2 separate regions of the Mus musculus genome follow, and region 1 is linked to region 2. The links are chromatin loops, found by intact Hi-C in ENCODE. Cell type or tissue: left cerebral cortex. All regions are shown on one strand. Each heading gives the region's core, and the rest is flanking DNA. Links, peaks and the distances in the headings are about the cores only. Region 1 overlaps Ogt (O-linked N-acetylglucosamine (GlcNAc) transferase (UDP-N-acetylglucosamine:polypeptide-N-acetylglucosaminyl transferase)). Region 2 overlaps Taf1 (TATA-box binding protein associated factor 1).

Region 1 (9,428 bases), core at 714-8,713, 82 kb before region 2:
AACCCTTACCGTATTTTAGGAAATTCTGTGGAGAAGCATTTTTTGGGGGGGGGAGAGGAAGGAGGGAGGGAGAAAGAAGGAAAGAGGGAGGAGGGAGAGGGGGGGGGGGAAAGAGACAGAGAATCTACCACTGTTTCCTTCCTGGAGCAGGTTCTAAACTCTAAACTTCTAAAGTCGTGTTCTAATTCTCACATGCTCTATTTAAGCACCATGTAGGACTTTTGTTGTCCTTGCCTTTAGCTTGCCTTTTTTTTTCCTCCCTGAGACAGGTTTTCTCTGTGTAGCCCTGGCTGTCCTGGAACTCACTTTGTAGACCAGGCTGGCCTCGAACTCAGAAATCCTCCTGCCTCCGCCTCCCGAGTGCTGGGAATAAAGGCGTGCGCCACCACACCTGGCTTCTTAGCTTGCTTTTTAGATGGGAAGTTTCTGCTTGGTTGTGGTTTGGAGGCAGGAGCTATGTATGCTATGTAGCCTAGGCTGGCCTCAATTCACCATCCTCTGCCTCTAAGTTTTGAGATTACAGAAGTACTGGGATAGGTTTGTGCCACTATGCCTAGCCTAAATTTCCACCTTAAAGGAAAACACTACCATTAGAAACGAAGAACTGCGCTGCAGTCAGGCCACAGTGAAGCCACAGTGAAGAGTAGCTTCAAGGGCAGCTAAGACAGTTTCATTTCTAGCTGGTAAAGCCATACATTTAATTTATACAATGTTTTTCTCTATCTGCATTTTAGTTTATAACAAAAAGATTAAAACAGGAGTCACCTTATCCAAGCAGAGATTCCCATGCCTCTCTGCAATAGCCTTCCTGAAGCCATGGGAAAGAGGGTACAGCATGCTATGGTGAGGATGGACAGAAGGCAGTCTATTCTTCTCTAGCTGCTCAGCTACAATACTAACCAATTTCTTCATCCGCTCATCATAGTCTGTCCAATCACAGACAATCTAGAGGAAGCAAAAAGAAATTATCACCCAAAAAACCTACCCAAAGATTTATTTTACAAGTATTTGAGCTCCTAGAGTAGTATTAGGCAATCTCCTACAAGCATGGTCTTGCGGCTGGCTCGCTGAGAAAAGGCGTACCTTGCGTACCTGACAACGAGTCCAATGCCTAGGACCCAGGTGCTAAAAGAAATGACTCCTAAAAGCTGCCCTATGACTGCCAGTTGCCCCAAAAAAATAAAAATAAAATAAAAAATAAAAATGAAAACACTGTCTTGTCTCTAAACAGGCCTAGATTATTATGACACACAATTAAAAAATGGTGACGTTGCAGAAAGAAAAATAATGGACCATTTATTCTTTACCTGTAGGCAATGAGCCAAGTTACAATAAGCATCAGGAAAGTCAGGCTTAAGTTTCAGAGCTGTGCGGTAAGAAGCTATTGCTTCTGGGATATTCCCTGAATCCTGGAAAGAAAACGAACTTGTAAGGAGTTTCTTACAATGATAGGTCAGTGCTAAGGTACCCCATATTTGAATAAACAACAGTACCTTGTGAATGGAGGCCAGATTGCTGTGTGCATCAGCAAAGGCAGGATTAATCTGGATGGCACGAGTATAACACTGCAAAGCGCCCTGCACATCCTGCATCTCCTTTAGAGTGTTTCCCATATTGGAATAAGCATCAGCAAATGTAGGACTAATTCTGAAGGAGAAGACAAAGGTTTGATTACCTCATGCAAAATCTTGTTGTAAAGCACTTGGGGGCTTTGGCACATGGTTTAGTGCTACAATACTCGCCTACCAAGCGTGAGGCCTAGTTTGAAACCCCAGCACCAAAGAGGGAAGGAGAATCATTTTAACACCTGCCAAATGTCAAACCTTTAATTAGGTAATAAATTATTAAATAGTAACAATAAATGATGATAACTGGGGCTCAGCAATTAGGAACTCTCATTGCTCTTCCAGAGCCTGAATTCTGTTCCCAACATCAACGTCCAGCTCTAGGGGCATAAAGCACCCACTTAGGGAATTTATGCACATTTTATACACATATAATACACACATAATTAAAAGTAAATTAATCTTTTAAAATATGACAATAATAAGCTGGGTGTGTTCCCTGTACTTGGAAAGCAGAGGCAGGCAGATCTCTTTGAGTTCGAGGCCAGCCTGTTCTACAGTGCAAGTTCAGGAAAACCAGGGATACAGACAGGAACCCTGTCTTTAAAAAGAAAAAAAAGGAGTAATTTGAAAAGGTTAGTGAGATGGCTCAGCAGGTAAAGGAAGCTACAATCAAGCTTGATAACTGAGTTCAACCACAGAAACTATGAAAAGCTGAAACAACTCCAATAAGTTGTCCTCTGACCTCCACATGGGCACTACAGTATAAGCCCACATTTCCTCACACCCACAAAATAAATGAAATAGAATTATTAAAAAATTAAAACAGGCCAGGTGTGGTGGCGCACACCTTTATTCCCAGCACTCAGGAGGCAGAGGCAGGCGGATTTCTGAGTTCGAGGCCAGCCTGGTCTACAGAGTGAGTTCCAGGACCGCCAGGGCTATACAGAGAAACCCTGTCTGGAAAAAAAATTAAAACAGAACATCCCTTTAACCCCAGTACATGACTTCTAGGCTAGCCTGATCCACATGGAGATCCAGGACAGTTGGGGAAAAGTCCTGTCTCAGGGGAAAAAAAAAAGAAAACTAAGTGAATAAACAAAAAACAAGGGGCTGAGAGAGTGGCTCAGCAGCTAGGAGCACTGGCTGCTCTTCCAGAGGACCTGGGTTTGGTTCCCAGCATCCACATGGGGCAGCTCACAACTGCCTTACTCCAACCCCAGGAGGTCTAACACCTTCCCTCCCTCTTCTGGCCTCAGTAGGGACCTACATGCACAACATATACCCATATACAGATGAATAATTTTTAATGATTTTTAGGTTTAAAATAAGGAAGCCGAGTATGGCAGTACAGGCCTTTAAACCCAGGACATGGGGGGCAGAGGTAGGTAAATTTCAGTAAGTTTAAAGGCCAGCCTGATCTACATAGTAAGTTCCAGAACAGCCAGGGCTACATAATGAAACCCTGGCTCTTAAAAAGTTTAAAATAGCCCGGCGTGGTGGCGCACACCTTTATTCCCAGCACTCGGGAGGCAGAGGCAGGCGGATTTCTGAGTTCGAAGCCAGCCTGGTCTACAAAGTGAGTTCCAGGACAGCCAGAGCTATATAGAGAAACCCTGTCTCGAAAAACCAAAAAAAAGAAAGTTTAAAATAGTTAATTTTTTTAAATTATTTTTATTATTTTATGTGTGTGGATGTTTTGCCCACATGTATGGCTGTGTAACATGATATGCCTGGTGCCCTTGAAAGGCAGGATTTCCTAGGTTAGATTTATAGATGGTTGTGAGCTACCACATGGGTACCAGGAATTGAACCTAGATACTCTCAAAGAGCAGACAGTATTCTTAATCCCTGAGTCATCTCTCCAGGCCCAAATTTTTGTTTTACACGGTGTCTTACCATGTAGCCCTGGCTGGCCTAGCTCTTGCTACGTAGATTAGGCTGGCCTTAAATTCACAGAGATCGAACTACATAAGCTCCTGAGTGCTGGGATTAAAGTATATAGCACTATGCCAAGCCTTAACAAAAATAGATGCCAGGTAGTGGTGGCACACAACTTTAATCCCTGAATTTTGAGAGGCAGAGGAGGCAGAGGAGGCAGAGGCAGGTGGATCTGAGTTCCAGGTCAACCTGGTCTTACAGAGTAAGTTCCAGGACAGTCAGGGCTACTTAGAGAAATCTTGTCAAAAAGAGAAAGAACAAAAAGATGCTGAACTGGATTTGGGTGGGTGGGGGGATAGGCGTCAATCCTATGCAAAGATATACAGGCAATCTAAGTGATACTAAGAGATTGAGAGAGTCTTCTGTAGAGAGTCTGTGAGAGTCTTCTGTAGGGAAGAGCACACCAATTGGTTATCCGACACCAAATGGTCAACCCTAAAAACATACACACAAGTAACATTATGCAGGTTGTACAAGTTATATTTAGAAATATATATGCATATAAATACATATACATATATGTGCGTTACAACAATTCATGAAAAAGGTGGCCATGGATTTGAGAGCAAGGAGGTATGGTTTATGGGAGGGTTTTGGAGAGGCAGGAAAGAGAAAATGATATAATTATAATCTCAAAAATGAAAATAGAAAGAAAGCAGCTCTGAGTTTCTTACCGTATGGCTTCTTTATAGTGCATCAGTGCTTCCTGCAGCTTGCCCTGCTGTTGCAGTACACTTGCTAAATTGGAATGTGCAGCAGCAAACTCTGGGAAGACCTACAGAGTTCCGATCACAGCGGACATTAAATAGCAGAAAGAATCTTCCTTTACCTCCCACAGCCCTGAGTACGTCCCCATGTATCCCAACTTCTCTCCGCCTTTTCTAAGTCTAGTAGCTCAAATTCTACAGCTTCTCCATTTTATACCAATCTTCATTTCAAACGAGAGGTATGCCTCTCTTCCTGTTACTCATGCTGAGTAATGCCACTTTTATCAACCTCCACACCTACTAACCACTAGACACAGGCCTGAGTTCTTCACTGCACTAGCTTTACTTAGCTTACTGGTCAATCTTTGTGCAGATCTCACCTATGCATAATGAGCTCAATATAGGGGTGTCTTACATGTCCACAGGACCTTACATCAATAATGAATGATCCTCTTAAAGAGGTGAATGGCAGCTGAGCAGTGGTTGGGCACACCTTTATTAACCCCAACACTTAGGACTCTCTGGGTTTGAGGCCAGCCTGACCTACACAGTTGAGTTCGAGGACAGCCAGGGCTACACAGAAAACCCCTGCCTCAAAATCCAAAACTAAAACCAAAAGTAAAAATAAAATAAAAATCAACCCAGAGGTGAATGGCAGGCAAACAACTGCTTTCCCTCTATTGTCACACAGGCTAGGCTAAACCCTCCAGCCACGGCACTGAACATACTTCTAATGCTTTGCGATACAGGCGAACTGCCTCTTCAATGTTGCCCTGTTCCCGTTTGATGTTGGCAAGGTTATTCAAAGAGTCTGCATGAGTAGGACACAGACGAAGAGCTGTGTTATAACAATCTTCTGCTTCAGCAACCTGGAAAATGAAACAAACCATTCAGAAACTACACAGAAGAATCAAAGAGACCACTGTTATTCTAGTAATTCAAGTAGGTGCATCATTGAGTCTAATGGTTGGGAACACACCAGAAAACAGACACTTTCCAGTATCCTCCTGCCCAGCAAACAACACTCCAAAGGAAATCAATATAACCATCTCAGTACTTAATATGTACATCTCAATACTTAATATGTATGTAATATGAATGAAGACTCTTCTTTTCTACCACATAACAAGGAAGTAAAAATAAGGCAAAATCCTTACACTGCCCTTCTCTTTGAGAGCATTTGCTAGGTTGCAGTAAGCATCGGGGAAATGGGGTTGCAGTTCGATAGCTCTCCTGTAGGTATCAATGGCCAGGTCTATTAGGCCTTGCTCGTAGTACACACAAGCCAGGTTGCCGTGCACCACCGCATGATTTGGGCTCAAACTTAAGGCACGAAGATAAGCTGCGACAGCTCTGTGAGGAAACAAAAACAAACACATATACACAAAGTGCAACTAATTAAACATATTATTATTAGTGTTTCTGATATGTGTACAGGTTGCCATGGACCACAGTGCACAAGTAGAAGGCAGCTTTGTGAAGTTGGTTCCATTGTGGGTTCCAGGGATCAAACTCAGGTCACTGGCTTACACTTTTACTCACTGAGCCATCTCGCCCAACTAACCTTAATAGTTTATTAAATGAAATGCCAATTAATTTTAACTAATGAGAATTAACTTGATATGATTTATTATATATCAAAATCTCATTTTTAATAAAATATATTTTTTGTGGTGCTAAGAACTGAACTTAGGGCCTCATGCATGCTAAACAAGGGCTCTACCACTGAGTAAAAATGGTTGACCCTGCGTTTTTATTTTGGGATATGTTGGGTTTTATTTTTTTGTTGTTGTTTTTTCTTTTCTTTTTTTTTTTTAAGATTTACTTATTTATTATATGTTAGTACACTGTAGTAGAGGCACTCCAGAAGAGGGCGTCAGATCTTGTTACAGATGGTTGTGAGCCACCATGTGGTTGCTGGAATTTGAACTCCGGACCTTCGGAAGAGCAGTCGGGTGCTCTTACCCACTGAGCCATCTCACCAGCCCCTTGTTTTTTGTTTTTTTTTTTTAAGATAAGATTATTTACTGTTCAGCTTTAGCTGGCCTCCACCTCTGAGCAAGCCTCCTCCCTTGGCCTCTCAAGTGGTAGTATTACAGGTGTGAGCAACTACAACCAAGCCCAGGATGGTTTTTGAGAAAGGTTCTTACTCTATCAAGGGCCTGGCCTTGAACTCACAGCAATCCTCCTGCTTCAGCCTCCCAAGTGCCAGACTATAAAACATATTTTCAGAGAAAAACATTTGTGTGTTCCTGCTCGGCTTTCCTTTAACAACAAAAAAGTTACCAAAGGCTGGAGAGCTGGGGAGAGCTGACTCAGTGGGCAGAAGCACTGGCTGCTCTCCCAGAGGACCCTGGTTGGAATCCTAGAACCCACATGGCAGCTCACAGCCATGTATAACTACAGTCATGTATAACTCCAGTTCTCGAGTATCTGAGGCCTTCTCTTCTGGCTTCCCAACATGGCCAACAGATACATACGCAGGTAAAACACCCATACACATAAAGTAAAATAAATGAAGTGGCTGGAGAGATGATCAGTCGTTAAGAATTTTTGGTGTATTTATGAGTTTAGATCCCTGAACCCACCTAACAAGCTAGGTATGGCCATGTAAAAGCATGTAGCCTCAGCACCGGACTACAACAGGAGATCATTGAGGTATACTGACTGGCAACCTAGCCAAAAATGTAAACCCTGGGTTCAAGGAAAGAATGCCTCAAAGGAATAAAGTACAAAATGATACAATGGGGACAGACACCAATGTTCTCTTCAGGACTCCCATGTGCCATTCACCTGCACACACCTGTACATACAACACACACACACACACACACATACACACACATAAATTAGAAAAGCTGATTTTAGGGGGCTGGTGAGATGGCTCAGTGGGTAAGAGCACACCCGACTGCTCTTCCAAAGGTCCGGAGTTCAAATCCCAGCAACCACATGGTGGCTCACAACCATCCGTAACGAGATCTGACTCCCTCTTCTGGAGGGTCTGAAGACAGGTACAGTGTACTTACATATAATAAATAAATAAATCAAAAAAAAAAAAAAGAAAGAAAAAAAGAAAAGCTGATTTTAAATAAGAAAGTCAAAAGTCAAGTTTTACTTAGCTTTCTTAATCAGATCAAGAAAACAATTCAGTCCAAAAGGTAATCATATCTAACAGTTTTATAATAAAGGAAATTTCAACTGAATTAAGTGTAAGGATAAAAGCATTCAGGAAAACCAACAAGAAAAGTCACCAAACTGTGAAATAGAGTGTGACGAAGCAGGAGGGGAGAGCACGCTGATAAATGTCCTTCTGGAAGCTATTGCCACATTTTAGTCCAAACTAGAAAGACAAGGAAATTGATCAAACATAACATTCTTACCTGTCAAAAATGCGTGCCTCTTTCAAGACATTTCCTAAATTGATATAAGCATCCAGAAAATTTGGGTCAAGGGTGACAGCCTAAAATTAGAAGACAGTCAGTTAGAAAAAGATAGGATTTTATCACATTAACTTCTCATTCAGCTTTTATTCTGAAGTAATTTTAAATATCCAATTACATTTTGTTTCTAGAATAAAACTCAGTTTGTGGGGCTGGAGAGATGGCTCAGCAGTTAAGAGCACTGATTGGCTGGTTGGTGGTGGCACACGCCTTTAATCCCAGCACTTGGGAGGCAGAGGCAAGTGAATTTCTGAGTTCGAGGCCAACCTGGTCTACAGAGTGACTTCCAAGACAGCCAGAGCTACACAGAGAAACCCTGTCTCGGAAAAAAAAAAAAAAAAAAAAAAAAAACAACAAAAAACAAAACAAAATAAAAACAAACAAAACCAAAACACTGACTGCTCTTGCAGAGATCCTGAGTTCAGACCTGCCTCTACCTCCCAAGTGCTACTATTAAAGGCTTGCGCTACCATATAAGTATTTCTAATGCTTGGCCCTATTGTCTTCAGTTAATTTAACTCTTCTAAAAGATAGTGGTAGAAACAAGCAGTGAGCTCTTAAGTATGTATGTTCCTCTACTCCATACACACAGCTCAGCAAGTCCTCAGTAAGATATGTAATTAGAGTTGGAACATTAAGCCAAGTATGGCAAAAACCTGTAATTCAAGCAGCTGGGAGGTCTAAGTAGGAGCATGCAGTAGTTCAGGTCACCATCAGCTACACAGTAAGTTTGTAGGCAGCCTGGGGCTCTCTGAGACACTTTTACAAAATAAGCAACTGATGTTCTGGCGCTGGGGAGTAGTAGCTCAATGGTAGAATGCTGGGCTAAGGCCCTAGAAAGATAATCCTCTAGAATAGTAAATGCAAATTTAACTAAAACACTGAAAGCTTTTCAAATATTTTAAAGATTCCTAGAAACACTTCTTTTACATAGATAACAAACAAGTCTCTATTAGATAAAGATGTGACAAATTTAGCTTAGATTATCTACAGTCGTAGATATCTACCCTGAAAACCATTTGAACTTTTTGTTTTGAGGTAAAGTCTAACTCTGCTGTCAGCCCCAGGCTATCTTAGAATTCGCTATATAAGACAGTGTGGCCCAGGACTCACGGCAATCAATCCTCCTGCCTCAACCTCCCAAGGCCTGAGATTATAGGCATGAACCACACCTGCTCCTTTTAAATACATTTCTATGGAAAGTTTAAAAAAACACACAAAACCTGGGAAGACAATAAACACATGTCTTGAATTACTATCTTTATTAATTCATAAATCACGTTGGCTTTTATTTAGTATATATTCTAACCTACCCCCCTCTTTCTCCAGATAATTCTGAAGCAAATCTCAAACATCTCATCTCCTTTAAAATTATGAATCCTAGGGAGGAGACAAGACTGGTTTTTTACTCCAACATAACCACACTACCATTATCATACTTTAAAAATGAGCAGGGCATGGTGGGATATGCCTTTAATCCCAGCATTTGGGAGGCAGAGGCAGAGATGGGTAGAATTCTGTGAATTCCAGGCCAGCCTGGTCTTACACATCAAGTTTCAGACCAGTGAGAATTAGATGAAGAGATTATCCCTGTGTGGTGCCATATGACTTTAGTTCCTTTAGAACTTAAGAAGACAAAGGCAGCTATCTTCTACATAGAGACCTATCTGGTTTATATAGTGATTTCTAGGACAACTAGGACCTTGTCTCACTTGTTTTGTCTACATGTATATCTGTGCACTTGCGTGCCTGTTACCCTTAGAGAACAGAAGAGG
Region 2 (9,428 bases), core at 862-8,861:
TGGGAACCAGGCATAGCATGTGATATAGAGACATATACAGCACAAAACATTCATACAAATAAAATAAGCTAAAAGATGAGTCATTTTCAAGTAAAACATCCCCTAAGCATACATAATCTATTCTAAAATATGTGAAATGGAGCCACACATGATAGCGCCTTCATCTCAGCGCTGGGGAGGATAAAGCAGCAGATCATCAACTCCAGGCTAACCTGGACTATAGTTAAATTTGAGGCTGGCATGTAACAGTTAGAGACCTTCTATCTTATATCCAAAATCTAAAGGTTAGAGATAGCTCAGTAGTTAAGAATGCTTTCTGCTCTTACGGAGAACCCCAGTTCTGATCTAAGTGCCCACATCAGGTGGCTCATAGTCACTTGTTTTAGGAGATCCAATGTCCTCTTTTGGCCCCTAAGGGTACCCATATTCATTTTCTCTTCTCTCTCTCTCTCTCTCTCTCTCTCTCTCTCTCTCTCTCTCTCTCTCTCATATACATACCAGAAACATGAATAAAAACAGTTTTTAAAACTTTAGAAAAAAATCAGACAGTGTTGGGAATATATTTTGATGGTAGAGTACTTTCCTGGCATGTGCAAAGCTCTAGGTTCTATCTTTACTACCCCCCCACACACAAAATATGCAAAATAAAATAAAATAAAATTCACTGAGCAGTGGTGGCATACGCCTTTAATCCCAGAACTTGGGAGACAGGCAGGCATATCTGTGTGGGTTTGAGGCCACAGTCTCAGAGCAAGTTCTAGGACAAGCTAGGGCTACACAGAGAAACACTGTCTCAAAAAACAAAACGGATGATGAGGATGTATCCTTATGCCAGGCACAAATAAACCAAAAAGAGAGCTTAAGCCAATCACTAAAATATTAAGGACATACATGATTAAGAACAGTGTAGTGGCACTGACCTTTTATCTAAGTACTACAGAGGCTAAGGCAGGAGGCCAGTACAACTTGTAACACCAAGATACTGTCTCACCTAGCCTCACCCCCAACATATACAAAGTACAGCTATAGCTTGTTTCTGGATTTTTGATCTCCTAGTTTTGGTTTTTGTTTGTTTGTGTTTTTAAAGACAGGATTTCTCTGTAGCCTGGCTCCTGGAACTTGCTCTAAAGACCAGGCCTCAAACTCAGAAGCCCACCTGCCTCTTCCTCCCAAGTGCATGTACCGCTATGCCTACCTTGTTTTTTTGTTTTGTTTTTTTTTGTCTTTGTTTTTTTATCTCCTAGTTCTAATCAATCAGTAGTTTGATATTCAAAATATTGACAGAAAGGAGACTACATGCAAAGGTTCTCAGGCAAGCCATGCATGGTGGCTTAAGCCTGTAATTTCAGCACTTTGGGAGATTGAGGCAGGATAATTACAAGTTCTTGCCCAGCCTATAAAGCAAGACACTTGCCCCTGTTCCCCAAGACAGGGTTTCCCTGTATAGCCCTGGCTTTCCTGGAACTCACTCTACAGAACAGTTTGGCCTTGAACTCAGAGAACCACCTGCCCCTACCTCTAGGTGTACACCACCGCCACCCAGTGAGACTCTGACTTAATCAAAATTTATTGTAGATCCAGAATGCTGGCTCAGTGCTTAAGAGCACTTACTCTGCAATCATGAAGACTAGAGTCAGATCCCAGTATATGCATAATACTCTGAGCATTCCCCAGATTTGAGCAGAACAGACACAGGAGTACTGCTGGGGCTTGCTGGCGTCATGCCTAGCAAGACCAGGTTGCAGGTTCAGGAGGAGAACCTGCCTCAAAGGAAGATGCAGAGAATGAGAGAAAAGGATATCAAATCCCTTCTAGCCTGTGTCTGTACATAAGCAGATGAACAAGCTTCATGTGGTGGTTATGTAATGATACAGACAAATCAAAGCTACAGAGAGGCTACAGACCTCCTTAAAATGAACTAATATAACACCAGTTTCTGTATACTGGCTCTTATGCCTACAAGGACATGGACTAGAAATTCAGCCTTTAGTGTTTTTCAGTTTGAACATATAAACACAGATCAAATTCTTAACATGCCAATTTTAATATGAAGGCAATTAGTTTTACACGTTTGTAGTGTTTCTCTCTGGAAATCATTTTGAAAACATCTCTTCCTACTTCCTTTGAAAGCAATACCTCTAAAGAAATATTCACTAATAAATAATGCCTCTAGAATATAAAAAGAAAATTACAAATGCTATCCCTTGCTTATGTTTTTATCACAGGCTATCTGTAACTGCTGCTGGTTTTAGACAACCTATGTTCACAAGTTTGTTTCCAGATATTTAATTCCATTTTGTTACTATGTAAGAAAATTAGCATTTAAGTCTTTATAATGAAATATGCTAGAGTTGGGTAAACCACTGTTAAGTATATACACATACCCAGACATTTTTCTTACTGTTATCTTAGCAGCAATTCTTGAATGAAGAAGTAATGAAGCAAAGAGATTCACAAACATCCTGAACAAAATTCTGTATGTATCTTTTTTCTGGGTAGAATAAAATTATCCCAAGGTCTACATCCACCTCCATAAACCTAAAAATACACTAGGAACTTACTAAAAGTATGCTGACGAGCTGTAGGGAAAAAAAGATAGACATACAAAGGTAATGGGGCCTCTCTGGGAACAAAGTGTTGAGGCTGCTGGGAGGGAGAATTAAACAGAAATAGAATTCCAGTTTCCTAGACCTTACAAGGAAACACACACAAACACACTAGTTGTTTCCAGAATGGTGCCATAATTACCAGGAAAGGTAAATTAATATAAATTATCATTCTACCCAACAGATTAAGTTACTTACTAGCAAAGAAGAAGAAGAAAAGAAAAAGTAGAAGAAGAAGGAGGAGAAGGAAGAGAGAGAGAGGAAGAGGAGGAGGAAAAGAAAAAGAAAAAGAAAAAGAAGAAGAAAGAAAACCTGTGAGTATATTTCACTTTTTTATTAAATCATGGCCAGAGGGACCGAAACTGTCTTACTGAAAAAAAATGTATTTACTCAGAGTTTACCCAATTAAATAAGGATTTGCAGAGCTTAGAGAATCATGTTCTTTTTTTTTTTTTTTTTTTTTTAAAGATTTATTTATTTATTATATGTAAGTACATTGTAGCTGTCTTCAGACACTCCAGAAGAGGGAATCAGATCTCGTTACAGATGGTTGTGAGCCACCATGTGGTTGCTGGGATTTGAACTCTGGACCTTCGGAAGAGCAGTCGGGTGCTCTTACCCACTGAGCCATCTCACCAGCCCGAATCATGTTCTTAAATAGTAGAAATTTAATGACTGCTTTAGGAAAACAGAATGTTATTTAAGATTTAAAAAAAGTCTTTTTTTTTGTTGTTTTGTTTTTCGAGACAGGGTTTCTCTGTATAGTTCTGGCTGTCCTGGAACTCACTTTGTAGACCAGGCTGGCCTCAAACTCAGAAATCTGCCTGCCTCTGCCTCCCGAGTGCTGGGATTAAAGGTGTGGGCCACCACGCCCAGTTAGAACAATTCTTTTTTCCTGTATTTGCAGTGATGTAACAAGAAGCAAACAAGCATTATTACTGCCAGATAGCTGTAAAATTACAAAGACAACTACCTGTTCACTAAGTAAACAGCTTTGCTATCACTCCTAGGCTTACAGTTCCCTTAATGCTATTTCTACCATACTAGAGATAACCCTCTCCTATAAGTATCACACTCATACATGAAGAAAACAATACCAACACTTAGGAAGCAGAGGCTCACCTGTCTACATAATCATTTCTTCAATTGATTAAGCTGAATGTAGTAGCATATGCTTTTAATTACAGCATGCAGGAGGCAGAAGCATGTAGGTCTTCATGAGTTTAAGGCCAGCCAAGACTACAAAGTGAGACCCTGTCTTCAACAAACAAAATGGCATTTTTTTTTTTAAAAAAAGAGGCTATTATGACCTAGGTTTGTTTTTATTGTTGGAGACAAGGTCCTACATATAGCCCTTGCTGGCCTGGAACTCAAGAGCTCCTCAGTGCTCTTAACCATCTCACCAGCCCCTTAAACACTAAAATAGGTATAGTGGCTACATAGGGTAGCTACATAGGCTACTCCAGGCTAGCCAGGGCTATACAATGAGATAGAATTCACTATGTAACTCTAGCTGGTCTGGCCTGGAACACACCATCATGCTGGCCTCAAACTCTCAGAGATCTGCCTACCTCTGCTTATAGTGTGTTGGGATTAAAGTTATGCTGCCATCCAAAATTATGCCCAGCCCAAACTTCAAATTTCAATAACGCATACAGTACTACAAAAGTGTATTTAAGGAACCACTGATAAAGAGTGACAAGGAATGCTCATTGAGCCTTTATTCAATAAGTAATGAAACACTTCGAAACCCAACTCCCTAGACCTGATTTTAGCAGCTTTCTTATACTTGAGATGGACTTCTTCCTTGTCATTCTACAGCACCACCTCACTTTCCAGGCGCTGTGCCCTTTGGCCCATTGGCCTTTCTTTCTAATATTTATTTTATAAGGCCCGAGAGGTGGCTCAATAGTTAAGAACACTGGATGCTCTTGCAGAGGACCAGCATCCACATGATCTCTTTCCTCCCTTCCTTCCTCCCCACCTCTCTCTCTAGCCCAGAGAATCTGATGTCCTCTCTGGCCTTTGTAGATACTGCATGCACATGTTACACAGACATGTAGTCATGATTTTTTAAAAAGAACAATTTTAAGCAGGTGGTTGGAGGCATAAATCTTTGTCTAGAATACTGTCATCAAGAAAGAGATGGTAGTTGAAATATATGAGTAAGAATATTCAGCAAGGAGACTAAAAAGGCATGAAAAGGTTTAAAAGGGAAGACATCTGTCATCACAGTACAGTTTCAAAGAAGTGACTAACTCTTGGAGTAAGATTAAGATAAGGACTATAAATGGCCTATTATCAAGGGGAATTATGTGATCTTGTTCACTTAGGATATACTTGGCACAGTAGAAGCTATATTGGAGTAAAAAGCTGGATACAGAGGCATAAAACTGTACAATCCTAGCACTGAGGAACTTGAGGAAGATGACCAATTTGAGGTTAGCCTGAGCAACATAGCAAGACTATCTCAAAAGCAAAATCAAAAAGCTCTTTTTGAAACATGAATGGGAAATGAAAAGATGGAGAAATACTGCATATTCAAAGAAACATGGCTATCATTAAAGCAGAATGAAAATTTTAAATTCTATGGAAATAGTCTTGTATATAATGTGGCATATATGAAGGAGTTAAAATGAAATGAAAACTGGATAATGGGATGGGTTTTTTTGTTTTGTTTTTGTTTTTTTCAAGACAGGGTTTCTCTGTGTAGCCCTGGCTGACCTGGAACTCACTTTGTAGACCAGGCTGGCCTCGAACTCAGAAATCCACCTGCCTCTGCCTCCGGAGTGCTGGGATAAAAGGCGTGTGCCACCAACACCCGGCTGCATCTCAAAAAAAAAAAAAGCCCTAAAACAAAAGTCAGTGCAAAACTTCATGTTAAATAGTTTATATCTCCATTCTATTGAGACATATCCTAGACAATCTCTAACATTGTCTCTTTGAAGTTTGCTTTTGAGATAGGGTCTCACTATGTAATTCTGGCTGGCCTAGAACTCTATGTAGAACTCAAAAAGACTTGTGATCTAATTGTCTTTGCTTCCTGAGTGCTAGAATTAACAGTGTGAGTCACCACACTTGGCCCACAAGGCTTTCCTTGTATAGTCCAACTGTAATGTCCCACTTAAAACACAAACACACAGAGCATTTTATAAAGGTATCAGTCATGGTCCAATTATGAAGTATCAATTTTGCTTTCTTACTATCTATATAATATCTCTCTCTCTCTCTCTCTCTCTCTCTCTCTCTCTCTCTCTCTCTCTCTCTCTCTCTCTCTCTCTGTTATTCGAGACAATATCTTCTGTGTAGCCCTGGCTGTCCTCAAACTCACAGAGGTTTATCTGCTTCTGCCTCCCCAGTGCTGGGATCAAAGGCATGTACCACCATTGCCCATATCGTTTTGGTTTTTGTGAAACAGAGTCTCTCTTTGGAGCCCTGGCTATCCTAGGACTTACCATGTAGACCAACTAGGCTATCCTTGAACTCACTGCCTGCCATTGTCTCCTGAGTGCTAGGGTTAAAGGCATGTGTAACCATGCCAGGCCTTTTTTGCTGCTGCTTCTTAACTGTCCAGGCTATTAAGTTTTGTTTTTCAACATGGGAACTGTTAAGAGTTTCTTTACTAGTCTCCAAATCTCATTCCCCTCCACTTTATTATTTGATAACTTCCCAAATGGTATTTACTAAAACTCTATCCCTCTCCTCTCCACTGGTTTAGTGTGACTTACTTGGCCTTTGAACGTCAGTTATATTCCCCTTGTTTTTTTTTTTTTTTAAAGATTTATTTATTTATTATATGTAAGTACACTGTAGCTGTCTTTAGACACACCAGAAGAGGGAGTCAGATCTCATTACGGATGGTTGTGAGCCACCATGTGGTTGCTGGGATTTGAACTTCTGACCTTCGGAAGAGCAGTCGGGTGCTCTTACCCACTGAGCCATCTCACCAGCCCCTCCCCTTGTTTTTTATAGTCAAACCTAGCCATCACCCTATACTCAAGCCAAACTTACTTGTACTTTTCCATCTATTTGGCTATCTGGAACTTCATCATCCTTTTCCTCTTCACTATTGTTCAGCATAGAAGATGCTCAGAAATTAACCATGATAGTGAGCATCCCTTAAGACTCAGTTAAAAAACAAATTCCTGAGGCTAGAAAGATGACTCAAATGGTTAAGAACATTTGCTGCTCTTGAAAGACCTGACTTCAGTTTCCAGCATCCATGTCAGGCACCTCACATTCACTTCTAACTCCAGCTCTAGGGGATCTCATGCTCCCTTCTGGCCTCCTCACATGCACACCGACACATAATTAAAATATAAATATTACAGGGTTTTTTTTGTTGGTTTGTTTCAAGACAGGATTTCTCTGTTTAACTGAGCCCTGGCTGTTCTGGACTCACTATATAGACCAGGCTGGCCTCGAATTCACAGAGACCCATCTTCTTCTGTCTTCCACACACCTGGCCATTTAAAACGTTTTTAAATTATAATAATTTTTTGGATTGAGTGTGGTGGCAGAAGACAGGCCAGTCTCTATGAGGTCTACATAGTGAGTTCCAGGCCAGGCAGGGCTACAGAGTGAGATTCTTGTCTCAAAAATTTAAAAATAAATAAATAAATAAATAAATAAATAAAATAAATAAATGTCTTAGCCATGCTTGGTGCCCCACAAACATGAGAGGTGAGAGCAGGAAGATGAACTCATGTGTAGAGCAGGTTCAAGGTCAGCCTATAATACATGAGACCATGTCTCAAAAACAAAAAATCTTTAACTTTTACTAATTTATGAAGTTTTTCCTAGCCCTCAGATTAGAGTATTGTTTTTCCAGTAACGCCTTTTGTATACCTTTCTATTTATAGCCCTTGTCAAGATGTGTTTTGTTTATATCAACTGAAGTATAAAGTACTTGAACACAGAGACCATCCTTATTATCAGAAGTTAAAGCAGCTAGCAAAGTGTTTAGCACACATTATTCCATTGGTTCAGGTGCTGAGCAAAATTACATACAGCAAAGTTTGCCATGGTCTATATAGCCAGCTACACACTTCAGCCTCAGCTCCATAGAACTTTGGGATATAGCTTTTCAAAGCTTATAGAAACACAGTGATGACTCAAAGGACAGGGAACATCCATTTGATTTTCATTAATGCCTCATTTTCCTATGCTTTACACGATTTCAAAAGAAAGGATAGACTGATTTCCATGATTCTTTAATAGTGATCCTTACAGAACACACACTAAAATATATACCTACTTTAAAAACTGAGCAGATTAAATGGTTCAGCCCTGAACCTGACAATCTAGGTTCGAACCCACATGGTGGAAACAGAGAACCAATTCTCTGAGTTGTCCCCTAACCTCCAAAAGCACACAAGGATAGCACAAATACATAAATGTAGAAACAAAATTTTAAAAAAGTAAACTAAGTTACTTGATTTAGCTATCACTGCTCAAACCTGCTTAAGCCTTAAAATTTTAGTAATGTAAATTAATGTTGGATACATAAAACTCATGATAGAGGAAAAAACATAAATACCCACCATTGTACTTAACACTGTTGGCCAGAATCAGGTTTACGTCGTCTAGAAAGCTCTCTCGACTCTGGTATTTGTGCTTGGAGATATTCTATGATAAAAACAGGCACTCAGCTACACATACAAAAATATTATAAAAAGCCACTGATCATAAAAAAAAAATCACTCACCTTACGTATAGTCTCCAAATCCATTGGACTGACAATCACTTTGTAATAATCTGGAACAAATTTCTTATTAACTGGGTGATGAAATGGCCAAGACTAGTAAAAAGAAAGCACAGGAAGTCAAGTGAAAACCATTACTTATAACAAAGAGGTCCAATTTTCATTGAGTTATAAATATTTCTGATGAAAAGTATAGACTCGTTCCACAAAAATATGAATCTGCACGCAAAATTATAATTTCAGGATCTCACTAAGGATTCTTACATCCAGATAAAGTGAGAATCCCTCCTCTAAACTTACAACTAAAATCTTATTTCTGTGTTAAAGACTAAGTTTTGCAAACTAGAATAAAATTGCTTATTCCACAGTTCTATCTTGAAAAAATTTTAATACTGTAGACATAGATCATTATGACTATATGCAACAGAAAATTTAATTCAGAATTTCTGGGGGGACCAATATATAAAATGGTCCACAGAACTAGTATGATAAATGATAGCCTTACCATAAAATGTTGAAAAAAAAAGAACAATTAAACAAAAAAGGGACAACAACATTGAGTAATTGTTGTGGGGTTTTTTTGTTTTTTGTTTTTTTTTTTTGTGAACAGGCTAGATGGCTAAGTGGGTAGAGGTGATTACCAACAAGCCCACTGACCGGAATTTAATTCCTGGAACCCACAGGTTAGAAGGGAAGCCTAACAATTCTGCAAGGGGTTTAAAAAAAAAAAAAGACAGGGTCCTACTGTGTAGCCCTGGCTTGCCTTAAATTCAGAGGTCCACTTGCTTTTTGCCTCTCAAGTGCTGGGATGAAAGGTTGTACCACTACACTCTACCAAGTTGTTGTTTTTTGTTTTTTTAAGATTTATTTATTTTGCTATCTTCAGACACTGCAGAAGACAGCATCAGATGCCCATTACAGATGGTTGTGGGCCACCATGTGGTTGCTGGGATTTGAACTCAGAACCTCTGGAAGAGCAGTTAGTGCTCGTAACTGCTGGGCCATCTCTCCAGCCTATACCAAGTTGTTTTGACCACACACAAAACATGATTTATGCTTCCCCCCACAACATGCACAAATAAATAAATGCAATAAAAATGTTGAAAGTGTTATTTGTA

What was found. Peaks named below come from ENCODE experiments on the same cell type or tissue, not always from the same donor. Only the 100,000 strongest peaks of a DNase experiment are listed, where the experiment ranks them.
Region 1: a loop joins it to region 2, with 2.1 times the contacts of the local background. A loop is called at or near these places in 15 of 42 quality-filtered maps.

What each region holds. Positions count from the first base shown.
Region 1 is chrX:101,659,497-101,668,924 of GRCm38, reverse strand. Ogt (O-linked N-acetylglucosamine (GlcNAc) transferase (UDP-N-acetylglucosamine:polypeptide-N-acetylglucosaminyl transferase)) reads right to left here. Exons shown (of 22, transcript NM_139144.4): 6 at 7,594-7,673; 7 at 5,371-5,566; 8 at 4,942-5,082; 9 at 4,181-4,281; 10 at 1,494-1,647; 11 at 1,308-1,409; 12 at 766-945. Among named protein-coding and RNA genes, the nearest start is that of Ogt, 24 kb to the right of the region's middle. In left cerebral cortex, for the core only: no CTCF peak of the experiment used is centred there; no DNase peak of the experiment used is centred there.
Region 2 is chrX:101,577,178-101,586,605 of GRCm38, reverse strand. Taf1 (TATA-box binding protein associated factor 1) reads right to left here. Exons shown (of 39, transcript NM_001290729.1): 31 at 8,314-8,406; 32 at 8,150-8,234. Among named protein-coding and RNA genes, the nearest start is that of Taf1, 49 kb to the right of the region's middle. In left cerebral cortex, for the core only: no CTCF peak of the experiment used is centred there; DNase peaks (open chromatin) are centred at 1,784, 2,593 and 5,651.